Regions from separate parts of the Mus musculus genome. Here region 2 is linked to region 1. The links are chromatin loops, found by intact Hi-C in ENCODE. Cell type or tissue: gastrocnemius. All regions are shown on one strand.

Region 1 (8,000 bases):
CACCCTCAATATTTCTTTTTTTTTTTTTTTTTTTTTTTTTTTTTTTTTTTTTTGGTTTTTCGAGACAGGGTTTCTCTGTGTAGCCCTGGCTGTCCTGGAACTCACTCTGTAGACCAGGCTGGCCTCGAACTCAGAAATCCGCCTGCCTCTGCCTCCCGAGTGCTGGGATTAAAGGCGTGTGCCACCACACCCGGCTGATATTTCTGATACTATGATTTTAAGCACTAAAATGAATTGTATATTTTTTTTAAATGCCAATGAATTTTCCATGACATTTAAAGCTACCACGATGCTTTCAATGAATTCTAAAGTCAACCTGAGAATCTTAATGCTGCGGAAAGATGAATTGGTAGAAACAATGCTCATTTAACTAGAAAAAAAATATATATATATCATAGCTCTTTCTTTGGCATAGAGCAAGGCTCACCTTTAGTTTTTGCCCCTCCTCCCCCATCTTGTAGGCCTATGGGTTAAACCCAGGGCTTGGCACAATTTAGACAAGTGCCCCACCACCAGGCCATACCCCCAGCCCCCACACAACTTCCAAAAAAAATTAAATTATCCAGGCTGGATTTGAACTCAATTTGGAGTCCAGCTGCACTTCAAACTGTCCATTCTCCTGCCTCCGTCTTGCAGGAATGACGAGCCTTTACCACCAGGCCGGGCTTGTCTTCTCTTAATTGTAGTCTTCGCCCGCTATGAAATTACACTGGCATTGTTGCAAGCATTGGCTTTGTTCCTTAGCTGGGTGTGATGTGGGTCGCACCTGTCTTGAGGGTGGGGAGTTCAAGGACATCCTCAGCCAAATAGCAAACTCCAGGCCAGCCTGGGCTACATGAGACTGTCTCTCCAAAAAAAAAAAAAAAAAAAGAATACATATATATAACATATATATATATGTTTTCTCAGTATTTAAGTTTCTGATCCTTTTGCTAAAAAGTGTTTTATTAACATTTTAAAAATGATTGGCTGTGAGAAGAGACCAGGAAGTTTGATAATGAAATGTGCATTTGTGAAGAATTTGATTTTTTTTTTTAATTTTCATTATCTAGAGAGAATATCTTTTCCCAGCCCTTGCGCTGGCACTCAGTGCCTGAGGTATCGCTATACAGCTGAGATTAGCCAGGGTCTGTTACAGGGACCAGAGTCCCTATCTTTGCTTAGTGCAAATACATCGCCACGTCTCTGAATTCCCCATAGGCCCCAAGCTCATATGCTTAAAATGTTGATCTGTTCAAAGCACCCCACGCGTGAAGCCACTGTGGTGCAGGCACAGGAACAGTCCCCCAGCATCCGGGCTACAGTGCTCTCTCTTGCTGAAAATGAATTCCACTTACACTGACATGAAACAGGGTTACTCTGTGATCTGTCATCTGTTGTCATTGTGACTTGATTTTTATATTTTCTTTCTTTTTTTTTTTTTTTTACTGTTGGAAGAACTTTTGCATATTTCAATAAAAAATAAAATGATTTTTAAAAACCCATCTTTGTGATGTGCAAATGGTAGTCTTTTTCATTCTTGCTGTCCTAGAGATCAAGCATGGGGCCTCAGGCATGCTAGGCAGGGCATCACCACCCGAGAGACCACAGTCATGCTTAGGCTTCCTGGTCTGTAGGTCTCCCTCTGTGTAGGTCAGGCAGAGCTGGAATTCAGTCCTCACCCCCTGAGTGACCGTGGTTACACCTGCACCAGAAACCCAGATAATTATGGTCTTTAAAATGTCCTGGGGGGCTGGAGAGATGGCTCAGCAGTTAAGAGTACATACCACTCTTGAAGAGGACCTGAGTTGGGCTCCCAGCACACATGTTGGGCAGCTCACGACCAACTCTAACTCCAGGAGATCTGACATTATTATTGTTTTTTAAGGCAGGATTTCTCTGGGCAGTCCTCGCTGTCCTAGAACTCACTGTGTACACCAGGCTGGCCTCTAACTCAGGAGATCCACCTGCCTCTGCTTCCCGAGTGCTGAGGTTAAAGGCATGTGCTATCATGACCAACTAGTTTAAAAAACAGAAACAAAAAAAAAAATAACAAGACAAAACAAAACCTTTGTTTTTAATGCCTTGTTGGGCCAGTAAGATGGCTCAGTGAGTAAAAGCATTTGCTGGCTAGCCTGATGACCTGAGTTCGATTCCCATGACCCACATCGGGGAAAAAAAGAATGAACTTCTGCTAAGTTGCCCTTTACTTGTACATAGTGGTGTCATACACACACACACACTCATACACACACACAGACACACACTCATACACACACAGAGACACACATTCATACACACACACAGACACACACACTCATACATACACAGACACACATTCATACACACAGACACACACACTCATACACACACACAGACACACATTCATACACACACACAGACACACACACTCATACACACACACAGACACATTCATGCACACACTCATACACACAGACACACACACTCATACACACACAGACACACATTCATACACAAACACAGACACACATTCATACACACACACACTCATACACACACAGACACACATTCATATACACCACACACATACATTCACACACACAGACACACAAACACACAGAGAGACATACATTCATACACCCACACACTCTCATACACACACACATATACACACCACACACATACATTCACACACACATTCATACACTCATACACACACACAGACACATTCATACACACCACACACATACACTTACACACATACAAACACACACATTTTTTGGAACAATTTAATATCGGAGGGTGGGGTGGCAAGTGTCTTCTGCACAAGCAGGAGGACCTTGGCTCCCTGGTACCCAAGTGGAAGGCAAGGTGTGCCAGCAGGCATCTGTAACCTGTACCTCGGGGCAGAGACAGTTGGATCTGACATAGCTGACTCCGTGGGTCCCAGGTTCAGTACTCACCCTGTGTTGAAAATCTAAGGTATAGAGCGGTTGGGTTAGGCACTCTGTGTCGACCTCTGACCTCCACACTCGTGCACGTGCAGAGGCATGCACACACAAGGTGTCACCTCTGTGTAGTGAGAAATTCAGAGGACCTGGTGCCCTGTGTTCTGTGGGTGGAAACATCTAGGCGGTGTTTTGGGAAGGCACATTTCCCCAGAACATTCAAGTGAAATGCCAACGTGGTTCCACAGCTCGCTGCTGGGCTCCCAACCAAACTGGGACTGGGGTTTCTGAGAGAGTCGTGTATGCCCACACTGAAGCAAGACCCCATCAGTGGGCGAGGAGAAAAATAGAATGTGGACCATATGTGCAACGGCTCACTATGCAGCCCTGAAAGAGCAAGTGCTCTCCAGCCTAGGTGAACACTGAGCTCTGCTGGGCGGTGTGGTGGGAGCTCCCAGGGGAGTCAGCATCCTTGGGAAGGACAGGAGAACAGAGGGCAGCAGGGGCGGGAGCACAGAGGAATAGCGTTTAATGAGGACATTGCAACACCCATTGAACCGTTATTCAGCATGAAGACTTAGAAAGGCCATGAAGGCTACTCAACAGTGCGACACTCTGAACACCTCTAAACTAACTGTATATTTAGCCATTGTGGGGCCAGCAATATGGGTCAGCAGGTAAAAGGTGCTTGCTGCCAAGCCTTAATGACTTGAGTTCAATCCCCAGGAGAGAACTGAAGCCATCCTGACACTTGTCCTCTGAGCCCACATGCATACCTTGACACACATGAGTGCTATACGTGCACACAAATCATTGTAGTTTTAAAGAAGTACCATGGGAGCTGGAGAGGTGGCTCAGAGGTTAAGAGCACTGGCTTCTCTTCCAGCGATTCCAAGTTCAATTCCCAGCAACCACCTGGTGGCTTACAACCATCTGGAATGCGATCCAATGCCCTCTTCTGGTGCGTCTGAAGACATACATTAAATAAATAGATCTTTTGAAAAGAAGAAGTACCACAGTGGGAGCTCTTCTGTGCACTTCACAGCACTTTAACACTCTTAGTTTAAGAACAAATGAGGCTGGAGAGGTGGCTCAGTGGTTATAGAGCACTGTTGGCCCATGCAGAGGACCTAGGTCCAGCTCCCAGCAGGCACACAGCAGCTCACAACTGTTAGTAACTCCAGTTGCAGGGCATCTGACGCCCTCTTCTTGCCTCCGGGGACAGTGTACGCACACATACATGTAGGCAAAACACTCACACATGAAATAAAAATAAGCCTTTTTAAAGAGCATGCAAGGGAAAGAACATGTTCTTAGGATGCTAACCTAAGAGGCTGGGGCGAGGCCGTCCCTCAGTCAGGAAAGTGGTTGTCTAGCATGAAGCCCTGTGTTTGATCCCAGCACAGAATAAACTGCATGCAGTGGTGCAGGGTTTGTAATCCCAGCATTGGGGAGACAAGAGGCTTGGGAGTTCACAGTCATTCTTAGCTACATAGTGAGTTCAAAGCCAACTTGGACTATATGAGACCTTGTCTCAAAATAAAAAAAAAAAAAAAAAAAAAAAAAAAAAAGCAAGCCTCGTAGGTCTCTAAAGAGCAGTCAAAAATCTCCTTATAAGCAGACTTTTGGATCGGACAGCAAAGTTTGGCTGGAATGTTGACTCTGTTCTATGACAAACCCCATCCAGGAGGAGAGCGCAGCACACAGTTGCTGAAGGGTGGCAGATTCCAATGCACTGGGCTCTAACACAGCTGCAGTGCATCTAGTGCCCACCAGAGGGCAGGCGTCAACTTCTCAAACACTGGTACTGGTGATTCAAGGCACTTCCATAAACACACAAAGTCCGGACTCAATCTTGGCAGCTTACCTTGTGTTGTACCCGAGGAGAATTTGTTGATGAGGGTGGCAGGTTAGGGGAGCTACCTGGGAAGGACTTCCTTTAGAGACTTGGAGATTCACCTCTGCCCCAGCTCACGCCTGTTTTGCCAGGAGACAGTATATCCCCTTGTAACTTAGGTTGATGACAGCATTCTCCTACAAAGACCGTTAAAACGAGAGAGAGAGAGAGAGAGAGAGAGAGAGAGAGAGAGAGAGAGAGAGAGAGAGAGAGAGAGAGAGAGAGAGAGACCAACAGAAAGCATGCTTTACATCGTGATAACCTCTACAGCTGACATCGAGGTCCATTGGTGGCATCCATGTCATGATGGCTCACTTTTGGAAAGTGGCAAGAACAGGTTTTTTCCTAGGTCTGGTCTCCCGAATGAACGCTCATCTCTTCTGATGCCCATGACAGGCCTCAGGCTGGTCCTATCAGTGGTCCTGGTTTTGTCTCTAAGGCAAGTGAAACATACCGACGACAGCGAATGACTTGGAGTGTGGTGCTCATCTCCGCTCACACTCCCTCGCCCCAGCCTTTCGTAGAAGTTGATTTGTAGTGAGTACCTGGTGTGAGATGCTCACACCAGCCGCCCCACATTCCCAAGGCATGGCTGTCATAAACACGGTCACCACCAATCATCTCTGCAACCTGCACAACCTAGTGTTTCAAATGGTGTGCCTGCCTCTGCTTCCACCCTGAGCAGAGGACAGAACAGGAGGCCCGCTGTGCTGGACACCACAGAAAGTGCCACAAAAGTCTCCTGTGGCCAGGAGATGTCATACAAACAGCTCTGGTAAAATAGCTCTCTTGGGGGCTGGAGAGATGTCTCCATTGTTTAGAGCATTGCCTGTTCTTCCAGAGAACCCAGGTTCAATTCCAAGCATCCACATAGCAGCTCACAACTGCCTCCGGTTCCGAGGGATCTGAGGCCCTCCTCCGACTTCCACAGGCACCAGGCACACGAATAGTGAATAGATACCCAGGCAAGCAAAATACACACATAAAATAAAAATAAATCTAAAAAAAATTTTTTTAAATATTTCTCTTAGAGGCAACTGAGCTTAGAGGGTGGCCTGCTGTACTCATCATTTCTGGTTAATGGCTGCAAGCGTGCAGAGCAATCCAAACGTGATTAAGATTTCTCAAACAGTGATTCTATTCTAAGGCCTGAACTGTGAAAAGGAGTAATGTAGACCTGGGAGTGGGGGTAGCTCAGTGGTAGAGAGCATGCCTGCTTAGCTTAGCTTATGCTGGTCCCATCCCCAGCACCCGTGACAATAAGAACCAGAGGCAGAAACATTGAGAGGAGCCAAGGCCTTTCCTGGGGGCTCCTGGACCCTTGAACCTCTTGCTGGGTGGAAAGGCCCTTCCCCAAATGGAGGCTGTGTCTTTGAATATTCAGCGTGTGTCTGTGAATATTGACAACATGGAGGTTAAAGATATCTACCAGATGGAAAAAGACTATGTAGTCAGATAATTTGTCTATTATCTGTCTAGGAGAGAGAGAGACAGAGAGAGAGAGACAGAGAGAGAGAGAGACAGAGAAGAAACAGACAGTCAGAGACAGACAGACAGACAGACAGACATAATAAATTAGTCTATGGTCTTGGAGTATTTGAACTTTTTCTGTCTCCAGTGTTCTAATTTCAGATGAAGTACACACTAACTTTGGCAACATAAATGTGGCATGTCCCCCTCTTCTCCCCACACTGCCCTGCAGCCTCATCTTCACCCTCACCCCACCCCTGTCTGGTCACCTGCCAGGCTCTGGTGGACATGCATATTGTGTTAGCTTTGCCGTTCCCAGGGCTGGCTGGAGCTCAGGGGTGACGGTGTCTTGATTCTCTCTGGCTGCTCAGCATCCCCAGGCTTCCCCAGCAGCGGCAGCAGAGCCCTGTCAGCAGCAGCTCACTCACCAGAGCCCGTTCATTCATAGTGCCGAGACTCCTGAGATTTCTAAATTTGGTCAGTGTTCAGGGCCGTGCAGGGTGCCAAGCGCTCGCTGCAAGCTAAAAATACCAGCCAGGTCTGGGGTGGAAGCCGCACGCAGTACGGTTGGACGACAGTGAGGGGATCTCAGGAATGCAGACAAAGTGTCCTGTTCTCTTCCACAGCCTGGTCTGTCTAGATGGCATCGACACTGTGGAATGACCAGCCCCGGCCATTCTAAGTGACAAGACGCAGGTTACAGAAGCTGCCTTCCCAGATGGTCAGATACTCGGCTTAATTCCCAGATCTGGACTGCACCCTGGGGTCAGGTTCTGAGACTTACCTTCAATTCCTGTCTTAAAACGAAAAATATATATATATAAATTAGTAGCTTGTATTGCAGCCCAGGAGGCAAATGCTGAAGAAGCTGAGGCAGGAGAATCGTGAGTTTGATGACAGCCTGAGCTACATACTAGCAAGCTGACAGAGTGCTTGCCTAGCACAAAGCCCCAGTTCAACTCCCACCATGAGCAGAGTGTTGGGGCCAGGCCTGTAATCTCAGAACGTGGAGGCAGAGGTTCAAGGACATCCTTGACTACATAGTAAATTCAAAGACAGCCTAGGCAAAAACCAGAAAGAAGAGCTGGAGAGATGGCTCGGTGGTTAAGAGCACTGACTGCTCTTCCAGAGGTCCTGAGTTCAACTCCCAGCAACCACATGGTGGCTCACAACCACCTGTAATGAGATCTGATGCCCTCTTCTGGTGTGTCTGAAGACAGCGACGGTGTGCTCATGTAATACACACACACATACACGCACGCGCATGCATACACTCATGCATGCGTGAGTTTTATAAATAAAATGACACAACCAAAGACTGCTTCTTGGAAATGGAAAGCCAGTGTTGCCTGTCCGCAGGGACAGTGGCTGAGGCGATAGATAGTGCACAGCAGACTAATAACTGCTGCCGTTATTGGTGCTGACCGGCAGGCCTCAGCATTTCTCTAGGCCAGGAGCTTCTGCAACGGTCTCCAGTGTCACCTCACTGACCTGGGCACCAGCCCATGAGTGAGGCACAATAGCGTCTGTGGGTACACAAGAGGAGGCCAGGGGTCAACCTCATGTGTCGTGTGTCTTCTCATGTGTTGTCCACCTTTGCTTGGTTGGTTCTTTTTCAACTGTTCACAAACTATATCATTATTATTATTATCATCATTATTACTATTAAAGATTTATTTATAGACGGACAGTGGTATGCCTACCTTTAATCCCAACACTTGGGA
Region 2 (8,000 bases), 260 kb after region 1:
CCTAGGACCTTGTGTGTAGATAGATACCGTAGGATGACTTGAACTTGCAACCTTCCTATCTCTACCACCCGGGTGCATGAGCCTCCAGACCTGGACGAACTTTATTTTGGGGACCCAGAACCTTGCTTCATAGGTCAGGTTGGCCTCCAATTCATGATCCTCCTGCCTCAGCCTCCGAGTTCTGAGGTTTCAGGTGTGCAACACCATGCCTGATGTACAGGAGGAAGGCCTGAAAAAAACCTCTCCACACAGTCTCCTTGGGTGCTAATCAAAAAAGCTGACTAACACTGAGGGGACGAGACATCCACAAACAAGTGGGTGAATCTACCCAGGCAGACATGAGAGGTAACTGTTAATCAGTGAAGGCTCCTGAAAACAGGAGGGATGTCAGGGAGGGCCGGTCTGTGACCACAGCAGTCTGGGAGGACTCCCTGGTGAAGGGTGTAATTTAGCAGGTTCTCAAGGTGGAAAGCCACTGTTCAGAAAGATGGGAAGGGCTTCCTGGGTAGTGGAGTGGTGAACATCATGGCCTGGGGCCAGAGCCAGGATCCAGAAAGGTGGCTTTTTAAAGCTGGGCTGGGTGACACAGATCTGCAATCCTAGCTACTCAAGCTGAGGCAGGAGGATTGACATCCTGAGGTATGCCTGGACAACATAGTGAGATCCTGTTTCCAAATTAAAACCAGAAAAAGGTCTTGGTATGTGGCTAAGGGGCAGAGCATTTGCTTGGTGTTTGCAAGGCCCTGACTCTATCCACAGAACCTCAAAAGAAACAAAATAAAGAGTTTACGAGCAAATGACTCTGGAGCCCAGATCCAAGTGTGGTCTTCTAGATCCTAGCCTCTACCCTGCCATCTAAGGAGCTGGGACTTTTATTCTGGTGAGAAACCCTGGGGTACAAAGAACTTCAATGGACAGAGTGGAGTGCTAACCTAGGTTGATGTTCCTATGGGTCACACGGAGTCTGTGTGTCCCTCCCCTGCCATGTTTCAAGCCACTAGCTAGGCTCTCCCACAGGCAGTGACTGCAGACAGTGCTCCATTTCTTTCTGCCAGGAAAAGCATTCTGAGAACCCTGTTCCTGACAACCTACTGGGCCCTGGCTTTAAAGCTGAGCTGCACACAGCCATTACCTGGGCAACTGGCCATTACCCTGGCAACTGGCCATGACAGAGTCAGGGAGACTTTTATGGGGGAGGAGGGATATCCTGCCTCCAGGGAATTCCAGGGCATGCTTTTACAGTCTTGACCCATCTTTGCCACCCAGCCTGAAGAGAGGAGTGATGGCTTCTGGGGAGGGTCGGCAGGCAAGCTGGGACAGCTCCAAGACAGGCAGGCAGTGGGGGTGGGGGTGGGGTGAGAGGTGGGGGTGTGTGTAATCCTCCCAGTGGGTTTCTCCCTTGTGTGGCTCCAGTTAATACCCTTGGAGACAGCACCCCTTCATTGCCCTCCACCCAGACTTGAATGTGGCCCATGTAAAAGCAAGCCCAAGGAGGCCAGTAGACACAACTTCCACAATGAACTTCAGAATCTGTTTACATAGGTGATGTGAGGAGGGGCTTCATGTCTAGCCCCTCCAGGGAGCAACACAAGCACAGGCAGGAGGGGAGACAGCTATCATTGTTTCTGTATAACCGTCAGCTCCTGGTTTTGGACACCCAGGAGCCCAGAGTCGCATTCTGATGTGGAGTCAGACAGACGTGGCTAACCTGGGCCGATTTCACATGTGCTCTGTCTGTCATATCGGAGGTTACAGAGGTATCCCAGTGCTCTGTCTGTAACATGCAGAAGAGAAGCATCGGCTGTGTCCTGGGCGCATGGGTAGGAGACAACCTTGCCTCATCTGGGCTCAGCCTTCACAGAGGTAGGAGGGGCTGAGAGTCACACAGGTGTGGGTTTGTGGGTTTGTATTTGCAGGACGGGGATGGGGTGGGGGGAACCTTCAGCTGTGCCAGCTGACTGCATCAGGACCCTCCCAGCCTGTGGTCCTAGCTGGGAATCACAGGCTGGGGATATACAGCCATCCTCCTGGCCTCTGGCTCTCTTTGCAGGTTTATGACTTAGTGTCTTTTGTTTGTTTATTTGTTTGTTTGTTTGTTTGTTTGGTTGGTTGGTTGGTTTTTTGAGACAGGGTTTCTCTGTGTAGCCCTGGCTAACCTGTAACTCACTCTGTAGACCAGGCTGGCCTCAAACTCAGTAATCCACCTGCCTCTGCCTCCCAAGTGCTGGGATTAAAGGCGATCGCCACCACTGCCTGGCATGGCTTAGTGTTATCAGTAGAGACAAGGTCAGGGCTCCAGGTTTAGGTCCTGAGGGGCAAGTGCCCACTAATCATGGTGACAGGCCTGCCTGGGCATACCAGTTCAGAGGAAAGAAGTGAGCATGCATGTATGAGTTTGTGTGTGTGTGTGAAAGAGAGAGACAGAGAGACAGAGACAGAGAAAAAGACATAGAAAGGGAGAGAGACAGAGAGACAGAAGGGAGAGAAAGAAAGAGACAGAGACAGACAGAGTGCAAGAGAGCAAGCAAACCCATGTGTCCTGTTGGGCTCAGGACTGCACAGTGAAGTCAAAGGTCACAGGCGCCCCCTGCTGGTGGTTGAGTTTTCCTGCCCCGCAGGCCCAGAATGATGACAGCCAACAGGAGCTGCAGAGGGCTGAGTAGCCCCTCTGCACGTCAAACATTCTGTCCCTGGGAAGTATTTATGTAGCAGCTACTGTGTGCCAGGTGTAACCTTCACCACGAGATGCCTCCCCGACACTGTGCATCTGGGTCCCAGCATCCATGACACCCACCTTCCTGACTCTCTCGTCTCCCTCCTGTGAGGGTGCACACAGGTCACGGAGGAAAATCTCCACACACCTATGTTCTTTCCCAAATGCATCTGAGAGGTCCCTGCAACTGTGACAGGTAGTGTCGCATGGTTTCTGGGGGGTAAGATGGACAGGTGACATTTGGGGGGCACTGCTATGAAGCCCCTGGATAAATCACTTTGGTTCTGAGCCTCCGTTTTGCTTTTGCTGGAAGCTCCTGGACCCTGAAGGAGGGTGGCCACAACAGGGCCTCCACCCCACCACCCTGTGGCAGACATCCTCTTCGGTAGGCCTGGCCACAGCAATACAGCATGCTTCTCAAGGATGTGCATACACCCGAGGGCCCTGGAGATCACCACCAGCCTTGTCACAGGTTAAAGAGAGGGGACAGTGTCCAACAACCCCTAGTGCTAACAGCCCAAGGTTCCTCCCTGAGGCAACTTCTGCTCTCTGCTGCCCTCTGCTGGATGAACGGATGCTGCAGCAGCACTCTTGGCTGCTAGGCTGTTTTCCTTCCTCAGCATGGCAGGCCTTGTGCTCCCCACACTGGGGTGGCCTCAGACCCTGTACCTACAAACAGTTGTCATTTCTGAGGTCTTTCTCTGGGCAGAGAGGTTGGTAAACTGAGGCTGTGTGAGCCAGGAAATCACTGATATTCAAGACCTCCTAATCCCGAGCTGTGCTGAGGCCCAGCTGTGTGACCTCAAACGAGACCTGAGCCTGCCTTGCTGGACAGGGCCTGTGTGGCTCTCTCCTCACTGGCCACTTGCCCGTATTTATGGATTAAATTTCACCTGCAGCCTGCTGGGGCGCTGCAGGAGCCCTGGCCTCGAGGCAAACCTGATTCCCTTTTAGTGGAGAAACTGAGTCTCTGAGGCGTGGAGCTACCAGCTGAGCAGAGGACCAGGCTGTAGGCTCAGGGTGGAGTAATCCTGCAGGCCTCCCCATAGCTTGCTGTTCTCTGGCCTCACATGTCCAGATTGGCCAATACATATGTTCTTGATATTATTTTTTTAATGAGGGAGATGTTTGAAATAAAGGACACAATGAAAACTCTTTGTTCAGTAGCCACCCTGTGTCTGGGACAAGAGGTCCTTAGAGGCGAGGAGGGGCTTCTCAGGCTTCAGTGTGTGTCGCTGTGGGTGTCTTGGCCTTCCTTCTTGCCCCCCCCCAACCCCCGCTTGGCCTCGAAACTCACAACAAGGGTCCCAGAGGGTGAGCCACACCCAGAACCCAAGCTCCCAAAAAGATGCCTTGGGGCTAGTTTCCCATGTCTTACCAGTTGCTCAACCACCCGAGGGTTTAATCTCAGCTCTTTCTAATTTTACAAATGCTCATAAGTTCAGGGCCAGCTTGGGTAATTGGGATTTTGTAAGCCATGCTTTGATTCTTGTTAGCAAGCCATAAATCCCTCTGACAAGCCTCTCTTTTGGGGAGAGTTTAATACCCTGAAGCCCACTAGAGTGCCACCATGGAGTCACGGTGCTTGAGGGCCTTAGGTGCAAAAGGCCTTGAGTCTATAGACAGGGATGTGAACTCATGGGAGCTGAGGGGCTCTCCAAAAGCCACACAGAGCCTCTGCAGCAAAGCTCTCACCCCTTCTGGGCAGCAACCTTTGATAAACCACTTGCCAAGGCTGACGGAGTTCTCTTTGAAGGATCCGTGATGCTCATGATCTCTGACACGGGAGGATTCAGCACTGTTGTGGGAGGGCTGTGGTTTGCTAGCCCCTGGTTTGAGCAAATCAATCCCTCTTGATGTTAGGGGTAAAAGGGGTCTCTGGGGGAGACATCCACCAAAGGAATTATGGGGTAGAAGGATCCCAGGTAAACAGCTTGTCACTGCCTCCCTCTTCAGGACCCTGGATCTTAACACAGGTTTGTATTCCAGGGACCCAACAGGGAAGTCATCACAAACTATCAGGGCGTCAGCTGGGTAGCAACGAGACCCTGGGTGCTGGTGGTATAGCAATGGACACTTGCCACAGGAGGTCTGTGACTTATGAAATAGCTGTCTCTGTTTCTTTCCTGTGGCTGTGACAATACCTGACAAAAACTCTTAAGGGGGAAGGGGTTTATTCAGCTCGCAGTTCCAGGTTATAGTTTGTCATGGTGGGGAGGCCAGAGTGGCCGAAAGGGTCCGGTCGCATCACTTCCACATGAGGAACAGAGCCGTGTGCATTTGGGGATGCTCAGCTGCTTAGCCCACTTAAGATGCATCTTCCCACGTCAAGAAGTTGGTCAGGAGACTTTCCCACAGGCATCAGAGGAGCATCTCCTGGTGGCCTTAGATGCTCCTGGTGACTGTCACCCTCCATTGGTCTGGCTAGAGAAGAGCCCCTGAGAGAGGAACCACACCCCGGCTGTGATGTCCTGGGCCAGGATGTCTCTACTAAGTGCCCCTCCTCCGTTCCCACTACCCCTGGTGTTTTTGCTTCTATCTGTGGCGCTGGAGAGTCTCCCCTCAGTTCCTTGAAACCATTCGGGTCTCTTTGTTGCTTCAGTTAGGAACGAAATAAACTGGAGAACAGAGAACCACAGGATTGTCCCTGGGCTTGAGGCTGACCTGAGGATAGACCGAAGCCACCCGAGCCAAGACTTCCTGCAGATACGGCAGACCCAAGATTTGCAACGTGGGGACAGGTGTGGGTGTGGGGGAGGGGCTCCTCATCTGGGCCTGGCCCATCTGAGTTTGAGGCAGCTTCGAGCTTTGCTAGCCACTGTGAGTCTACTGCAGCCCCCCAGGAACTCTGGGCTGTTCCCTCTCAGGCAGAAAAGAAGCCCTTCGAGGCTGAGTCCTGCCCACTGCCCACGTCTGCCCCGAACTAACCCATGGTGATGGAGGCCTGCTGGGACAGTGCGGCCGGTCTCCTCAAGCTCCTGGTCCTGGGAGACCCAGAACAGCCCACATCCAGTCTGTGTTTCCAGCAGTGGAGGCCCGCGCTCTCCACTCAAGGCCACCTAATTCCTGTGGCTCCTTTCTCACTCAGGCCCCTGTTGAGCCTAGAAACCCTGGGATGCCTCCAAAAGTCCTGACGTGAGCTGGGCTGTGCCTACTCTCGCGAAGGGGGCTCTGTCTCAGGGCTCTCTTCCCCAGTCCTACAAAAGCCCCAGGCTGACAGCCAACCTGTGGGCTTCAGCCGGCTCCGGGGCTACTCCGTGGAAGACTCAGGGATGCCAGAGCTTCTCGTGATAGGAACATTGGGTGAGTTTCCTGGCCATATGACCTATGGCCTCAGAAAGATTGATGGGCTCCTGTGGTTCTGGGAGTGAAAGGTCAACCTTTGTTCTCCTAGGTCACTGAAGGATGCTGGGGACCAGGATGAGGTGTGGCCACATGCCCTGACTCAGCCTTTCTTGTCACAGACCTCTGCCTTCAAGTGTCTAAGGAAATCTCTCTGGAGCTGGGGTCCCAGGTACCCAGCGGCTTATGGGGAATCCTCTCCCTGATTTACTCCCTTGGACATTTTTGGGGTTGTTTGTGTGTTTGAGACAGGGTCTCACTATGTAACTGGGCCCGTCCTGGAACTCACCAAGTAGAGCAGGCTGGCCTCAGACCTACAGAGCCACCTGCCCCTGATCTCTGGAGCACTGGGAAGAAAACTGTTTGTCACCACACCCAGCTCTGATGACCCTTGAGAGCCTGCTTTCTGAGGGGCTAGGGGTGGCCACACTGGGCACCCAGGTTTTGCTGTTCAGTTTCCACTCTGGTGTTGGTCATGCATTTGGACACCCAGCAGCCACTGGTAGGGCACCCAGCATGGGCCACCCCATCCCCAGGGCTTGACTGGCTGTCACTATTTGCATTATTTACCCTTTTTCGTTGCTATGACAACAACACACCTGACAGAAACAAGAAGTGGGTTTACCCTGGCTCTCTGTCCAGGGGTTAGAGTCTGGCCTGTAGGCGAGGCGTGGCAGGGAGGCTCTGTGTGGCAGGAATCCTTGCTGGGTGTTTGTTCTTGGCACTAATGAAGGCTACCCACGGCCTCCGCTGTGAAGGTTCTACAACCTTCCAACACTGCCCCCTGCTGGGGTCCAAGTGTTCTAACACAGGAGGAGCCTGAGTGGGGAGGGTGCTCCTGCCACATTCAAGCCAAAACACTCAGCCGCTCGGGTGTGGTCCCTCTTAATGGGAACTGCACCCCACCCTGAGAACTGCACCTTCAACTGTCCAGGAAATTAACCTCACATGGCACTGGCTGAGAACTGGTGTCAGCTGAGTGGACTCCAGTGGTCCCCATTCACTTGGGGACAGAGAATAGTCCTTCAAGGTGGAGATCCTGAGTTCCTGGGAGGACGCTGGCCCTCTGAGGCCAAGGCCAAGTCCCTTTTGTCCCGATGGTAGAACAGGGCTATCAGGCATGGATGGCTGTGTAGAAACTCAGGCCGGGTCCCACCTGGAAGGCTGCTGCTCCAGGAGCTGCTGGGAGCCACAAGCCGTAGAATGACTACAGGCTTCTCTGCTCCATGGGCAGTCAGAGGGAACGGTGACCCTGGCTGTGTCTGAGGAATCTCTGAACGAAACCAGCCTTTGCTGCCCTCCTTCCCTCCCTCCCTCCTCCCCTCCCCTCTCCCTTCCTCCTTTCTTTTCTTCTATTTAGAGACAGGGTCTCACTCTCTAGAACAAGCTAGCATTAAACTCACAGGTACCCTCCTGCTTCAGCCTCTTGAATGCTGGGACTTCAGACCTGTGCCACAATGTCTGTGCCACCTGCCTTTGTATCTACGTACTTGGCTTGGCGTAGCAGAAGGCTCTCCCCATGCAAGAGGACAGCCCTTGAGGGAGAGGGGACATGGACAAGGAGGAGAAATCAGCCCTTAGGTTCTCACCTGTCTGAGCTGGGGCCTCTTCATCAGGCAGGCCCCTCAGCCTTCTGTCTTGACTTGTGTCACACCATTGGCTGCCAGGACCATGAGGCACACCATCCTCTTATGTTCACATCAGACAAGAGCCCTGGCAACTATCCTGACGGTCCCAGACCCTCCAAGGACAGAACTGGAGACTAAAAGAATTGAGGTCATTTGTCCCAGGTCCCTGGGGAAGGATTCTGGAGTTGGATTCCTTTTAGTATGAGCACTGGCCACACCCCCTTCAGTCACAATGCACTCTTTTGCCCCCAATGACACAATTACAATCAATTGAGACACTGTCCTGAGCTGCTGGCCAGGAGGCCAATCAGCTCAAC

Evidence for each region. Hi-C counts contacts between places; a loop is a spot of excess contacts. Peaks named below come from ENCODE experiments on the same cell type or tissue, not always from the same donor. Only the 100,000 strongest peaks of a DNase experiment are listed, where the experiment ranks them.
Region 2: a loop joins it to region 1, with 10 times the contacts of the local background. A loop is called at or near these places in 40 of 42 quality-filtered maps.

What each region holds. Positions count from the first base shown.
Region 1 is chr2:173,086,348-173,094,347 of GRCm38, reverse strand. The region is part of intron 2 of Gm40011; the gene reads right to left. It overlaps Ctcfl (CCCTC-binding factor (zinc finger protein)-like), which reads left to right. Exons shown (of 11, transcript NM_001355185.1): 11 at 1-739. Among named protein-coding and RNA genes, the nearest start is that of Gm40011, 7.6 kb to the right of the region's middle. RefSeq lists an enhancer at 5,481-7,701. In gastrocnemius, CTCF peaks have their summits at 4,675 (motif pointing right) and 6,677; DNase peaks (open chromatin) are centred at 4,684 and 6,683; H3K27ac peaks cover 2,642 bases.
Region 2 is chr2:172,826,551-172,834,550 of GRCm38, reverse strand. No RefSeq gene overlaps it. Among named protein-coding and RNA genes, the nearest start is that of 1700055K11Rik, 30 kb to the left of the region's middle. In gastrocnemius, CTCF peaks have their summits at 2,610 (motif pointing left), 3,280 (motif pointing left) and 6,846 (motif pointing left); DNase peaks (open chromatin) are centred at 1,145, 2,592, 3,267 and 6,807.